Regions from separate parts of the Homo sapiens genome. Here region 2 is linked to region 1. A link is an interaction called in ENCODE POLR2A ChIA-PET data of the cell type or tissue named here. Cell type or tissue: Caco-2. All regions are shown on one strand. Each heading gives the region's core, and the rest is flanking DNA. Links, peaks and the distances in the headings are about the cores only. Region 1 has its middle 7.1 kb from the start of PHKA2-AS1. Region 2 overlaps CDKL5 (cyclin dependent kinase like 5).

What was found. ChIA-PET counts read pairs that join two places held together with the same protein. Peaks named below come from ENCODE experiments on the same cell type or tissue, not always from the same donor. Only the 100,000 strongest peaks of a DNase experiment are listed, where the experiment ranks them.
Region 2: POLR2A ChIA-PET joins it to region 1 with 14 read pairs; 2 of 35 experiments call an interaction of 5 or more read pairs at or near these places.

Annotation. Positions count from the first base shown.
Region 1 is chrX:18,881,722-18,884,637 of GRCh38, forward strand. No RefSeq gene overlaps it. Among named protein-coding and RNA genes, the nearest start is that of PHKA2-AS1, 7.1 kb to the right of the region's middle. In Caco-2, for the core only: no CTCF peak of the experiment used is centred there; a DNase peak (open chromatin) is centred at 1,700.
Region 2 is chrX:18,619,153-18,622,068 of GRCh38, forward strand. It overlaps CDKL5 (cyclin dependent kinase like 5), which reads left to right. Exons shown (of 18, transcript NM_001323289.2): 16 at 715-814. Among named protein-coding and RNA genes, the nearest start is that of RS1, 51 kb to the right of the region's middle. In Caco-2, for the core only: no CTCF peak of the experiment used is centred there; a DNase peak (open chromatin) is centred at 1,399.

The DNA of each region.
Region 1 (2,916 bases), core at 312-2,811:
AGATCATATATATGATATAGATCATATAGATGATATAGATCATATAGATCATATATATGATATATGATATATATGATATGTATATCATATAGATGATATACATGATATATGATATGATATCATATATCATATATCATATCATATATGATATATATAATAAATATTATATATAAATATGTATATTTGCTCTTTTGCTTTGGTTTTGATTACTCTTTGAAGACAATCAAAAATCTTACCAAGGGCTGGACTCAGTGGCTTAAGCCTATAATTGTAGCACTTTGGGAGGCCGAGGTGGGAGGATTGCGTGAGCCCCATCCCTCAGAGTGCAACCTCCGGCTTCTTTGTGGGGATATTTTTGTTGGACCTTAGACCTGCCCGTGCTGCCAGGTCCCCTAGCCTGCCTTCTCCCAGCCCAGGACTGATGCAAGGGGCCCTGGACAAGGCATAAGAAACTTCAGGAAGCATAGAAAGAGGCCATGACCATGACCCAGGAGGCTAAGTGCTCCTGGCAGACTCAAGGTTGCCCAGCAGCCATCTCCCTTCTTCCCCACTAACAGGACCCCGAGTTTGTTGCAGATATTTGACAAGTGAGGTCTCCAAAGGTGCCCCACCAACCTTGCAAGGCCCACGATGGTTCCAGACTTAGAAATCCATCCTGTTAATCCTTATTGCGCTTGCCAGTGATTAGTGTTAAACAGGCATATGACTCAGTCCTGGGCATTTCGAATTAAGGAAAAGTCTGCCAGAGGGCTTCTAGGAGAGACTTCCCTACCTGGAATGGGTTGATAGGGGGAGAGAGGGGTGGAGAGGGAGCGAGGGAGTGAGAAAAAGACTGGAGCAAGAGAGAGAGAAGCCAAAAGCTAAAGAAGAAAGCCCTGACTCTCCCTCCTTGGTTGGGATGTTGTCCTTTAAGGATGTGATGCTTGGAGCTGTGGCAGCCATCTTGTAACCATGAGAAAAGAAAGCGCCACTCTGAAGTTGATGGAGAAGAAAGACAGGAAGAGCATGGGTCCTTCGTGGCATTGTTGAGCCACTGAACCAACTCTGCAACCTCCCAGCTGCAGTCGTTGTCTTACATAGGGTGAGAAATGTCTTTATTGTTTGAGCCACTGACAGGCTGGGTAGCTGTGATGGACAGCTGAAAGTATCCTGAGAGATTACTGAGGAATTTGTCCTCTTGTGTGATCCTGCCTGCTATTTTAATTTAATTTTTTTGAGATGGAGTCTCGCTCTGTCGCCCAGGCTGGAGTGCAGTAGCATGATCATGGCTCACTGCAGCCTCTGCCTCTGGGCTCAAGTGATCCTCCCAGCTCAGCCTCCTGAGTAACTGGGATTGCAGGTGTCTGCCATCATGCCCAGGTGGGGTTTTTTTTTTTTTTTTTTTCATTTTTTGTAGAGATAGGGTCTCCTTATGTTGCCAAGGCTAGTCTGGAACTCCGGGGCTTAAGCGATCCTCCCACCTCATCTTGGCCTCCCAAAGTGCTGGGATTACAGTCACGAGCCACTGCACCCAGCCATTCCTGCCTTTTAGAGTCCTGGGAGGAGACAGGTTATCAGAACGCAGATCCCAGGCAGTGCGGCCTGCACATAGGCAGAGAAGATGACAGTTGGGAGTTAAGGACCCTTTCCCCATCACACTGGCCAGCTCAGGGGCTGAGAATTCCACAAGTCAGAGCTTTCACCGAAACTTGCATGTGACTTGTGAAATGCAAACATTCCAGGGAGAACTGGGAGTGACCCGCACCCTGTGGCTTCTTTCCTGGAACACTTCAGCACCTGAGTGTCTCCCAGGTAGCGGGAGGCTGGCTGTCGAGAGGACAGCATGGGAGAAAAGGGATTCGGAGGCTTTCTCAGAGGAATTCATTGAATATTTGCTCTGTTCCAGCAGCTTTATCCCCACTATCTTTTTTTTATTACACAAACATTTATTTAGCACTTACTATGTGCCAAGTAGTATCCAAGCACTTTAAAAATATGTCACACTCAATCTTGTGACAGCCATGCGAGGTACAAGTGCTCTCACTAAGCCCAAGTACAGAGGTGGTGGCCCTGGATGTGGCCCAGACAGACCAGTGCCAGCCCCAGTGCCACGCTCTGAACCACCCAGCGTGCCAGGCAGCTCTTGCAGTCTCAGGCTGCTGTGTAGCAGTGACACCTCCAGCGAAGTGGCACCACTTATTGCCAGCTCCCTGGACCCAAGCCCTCCCTGGTTGCCTGCCCTGGTGGGTCCCGAGTGGGTCAGACAAAAGGCAAGCCCTGCTCCTCAGCCTCCCCTAGGGGCATCCCCCATCCCCGGCTCTCTCCCTTCTTCTAAGGGCAGACAGGCTTCTCCCAAGTGAGGGCAGGAGGCTCCGCACCCCTTTGCAACCCCAGGCCCTTGGGCGGCAAGTGTCAAGAGGAAGAAGGAATCCAGAGATAGGTGAAGGATGAAGACAGGGCCTTTATGCTCTTCGCTTCTCTCCTCAAAGTGCCACCTCCTGCCTCTGTCTGCTCTGCTCTGTCCTTGGTCCGTATAGCAGAGCCCTGCTCGGGGCGGCGCTGATTTCAACACCCTTGACGTTGAACTGGGCTCCTCCCAGGTGTGCCAGGCTGGAGTCCTCACAGAACTCTCTCTTGCTCTGTTTAAAATGGATGTATCCCCCTAGCTTATTCTTAACAGTCCTCCAGAATCTTCCACCATGAGCATCGTCATCCCCATTTGACCAATGAGGAAATGAGGCTCAGAGAGTGACTTGCTATCCATGGCCACGCAGCTCAAATGTCACCTGTCTGATCCAATGCTTACCTTCAGACACACCCTGGGCCCTCCGGGATGATCTGGAGCCTGCAGACCTAGGCCAGCGCCACCGTGGGGTGGGGGAGTGGCAGCAGCCTCTGTCTGCTGAGACTGTGCCAGTGCCAGGGGTGTACAAACGT
Region 2 (2,916 bases), core at 269-2,768, 260 kb before region 1:
AAAGCTTTTTTTTTTTTTTTTTTAAAGAAACAGGGTCTTGCCGTGTTGCCCACACTGGTCTAAAACTCCTGACCTCAAGCGATCCTGTCCCAGCCTCCCAAAGTGCTAGGATTACAGGTGTGAGCCACTGCACCTGTCCCTACATTTTTTTCTTAACTATTTTTATTTAGTTTTAATAAATACATAAAAGGTTTAATAAGTAGGATATTTCCAGTTTCTGGCAAATTTTTACTTTCATTCAAGATGTTTTTATAGCTGTATTGATCTTTATGTTCAGTATCTTGACAAGTCGCTAATAATAAACTTGTCGAGCTGGTTTTTAAAAGGTAAATAGAAAAATGAAGGTAGGTGTTGAAAATGTTTTGCTCTTTCCCTTGTAGAGTTACAGAAAAGCCATCCTTTAAGCTGTGTACTTTTCATAATCTCAAACTCTGAGGTCTTCAACAGCATGGAAATAGTCTTGCAGCAACAGTTACAGGTCATATAATGCTCAAATTGCTCTTTTGAGTGAGCCTGTGCCAGAGGATAATCACTAACCATGGTTGATTAAATTTAGTTCCTCCTGTGCTTTTTTAGAGGCTCTTTACCCAAGTGTTTGATTCTTCCCGGCTATAGGAACCTAGTGTCATGCATTTTCAGTCCTTATTATATTTGTCACACAATGGCAAGAAAATGATTGAAAAATCAATATGATAAAAATGTCTTCTCATTTAGGAAAAGTCCTGAAAATATTAGTCATTCAGAGCAACTCAAGGAAAAAGAGAAGCAAGGATTTTTCAGGTCAATGAAAAAGAAAAAGAAGAAATCTCAAACAGTAAGTAGATGACCAGTTTCTATATATAATAACATGTTTCTGCATTATTCAATGGATACTTTACACTTTGCACTTGGCAATCAAAGTTGATTGTTTTCTTATTGAGACTTGACATTTTTGCACTGTATTATGTCTCTTTCTGAAATTCTTTACAACTATCCTCTCAACAGAGCCTTTTCTACATTCAACAGAATCTCCAGGAATAGAAGAAATTTAATTTGGATGACAGAGAACACTTTAAGCCTTTCTCAATATACTTCTTATCTATGTGGGCTTATATTAATGTAAAAACTTTGAAGACACAGGATTTGTTTCTCTCTGGGGATTTAAAGATATGCATAAACTTAGGAAATGGGTTTTGGTTTACTTTTAAATGTTGAAATTTGTAAATAACCATCATTCCTTATTCTCTCCTGGCTGGTTACAGAATTCCTACGTTGCCAGGTGTGTTTCTGAGTTATATAGTCACAAAGATCGTATCTGGGATTTTAGGGCTTGCGTTAGAAGGAAAATATGTTTGCCTTTTGATCGCGCTGTGGGTTGGAATGCACCTTATCTCCTGGGAGCCCTTTGCCTGAACAAAGAGCTGGCTCCATGGGACCGTTCACATCACTTCACTGAACCACCCAAGCAAGGATCCTGCTGGTTTAGTGACATGAGAACCTTGGGGAAACCCGGCCTGTAGGACAGCAGCAGGAGTAGTTCTTCCCCTAGATGAGGCTGCATCCCCCTTTTCTTTATGACAACTTCAAGGCTAAACAAGGTAGAGTTAGCCGTTTTTATTTATTTATTTATTTTAGAGACAGGGTCTCACCCTGTTGCCCAGGCTGGAGTGCAGTGGCATGATCTCAGCTCCCTGCAACCTCTACCTCCTGGGCTCAAGTGATCTCCCACCTCAGCCTCCCAAATAACTGGGTGCACGCCATCACACCCAGCTAATTTTTTGTATTTCTTGTAGAGACAGGGTTTCACCATGTTGCCCAGGCTGGTCTCGAACTCCTGAGCTCAAGCAATCTGCCCACTTAGGCCTCCCAAAGTGCTAGGCATGAGCCACTGTGCCTGGCCTAGTTAGCCATTTTGAATGGTTTTGGTTCTAGTTTTACTTCATACGTAATTTATTCTTATTTATTTGAAGAGGAAAAAGACACAATCAAAATGGCCTGTTCAGATGGACTTCACTGATTTCATCTATAAGTTTAGTAGATTAGACCCAGTGTTTCTGAGGCCCTTTCTATTATGAAAATTATAGAATTATGACTCAATGGGAAGTAGATTAGGTAGATGTTCATAGCAATGTGTATAAATAACCTGAAGTAAGCATTTTTATCTCACAGATGTTCTAGAAATGTTAACAAATACCTTCCTAGATAATCTTTCTAGATCATTCTTTCACTTGCTTGCTTGTTAAATTTATGTATTTCCTTATAAAATAAATATGAGTTCATTATAGAAAATTTGAGAAAAAGAAAAAGATCGTTTTAAATCTTAATACCCTACCACAACTAGTATTAGGATTTTGGTATATTTTCCTCCAGCTGTTTAGCCTATGCATATGTTTGTGGCAAGAAGGTGGGGTTTTTTTTTGTTTGTTTGTTTTTTAAGTTTTAAATTAGAGCAATCCTTTTAGTACGATTTTGTATTCTGGCTTTTAACAGTTTATCTATCTATATCTACATGCACAGAATATGTATGTTACTACAAATACTTTATTATCTTCAATCCTAATGGCTGCATAATATTTCTGAAGTAGTCATTAAAAAAACTGCCCATATTTTTAACTGAAGCTTACTTTTAAAGTGTCAAATCAAAATGCCACTCAGTCAGATACTACTATAATTGTTACTTAAACTGGGTGAACAAATAGACCTGATTTAACATAGGAATACTTAAAATGTTTAAAGTGTTAATAAAACTTTTATCATTGTCTGTAGAACATGTTTCTCTATCATGAGCGTTAAACTTTGGCTACCTCCTGACCACTGTTATTTTTATTTTGTGGTTTTTGTTCTAAACCACAGGTCTCCTGGCATTGTGGGGTGATTAAGTGGTAGAAAGTAGGAAAGATTAAGGAATTGAAGGTGTTTTTGTATATAGATTTAGAT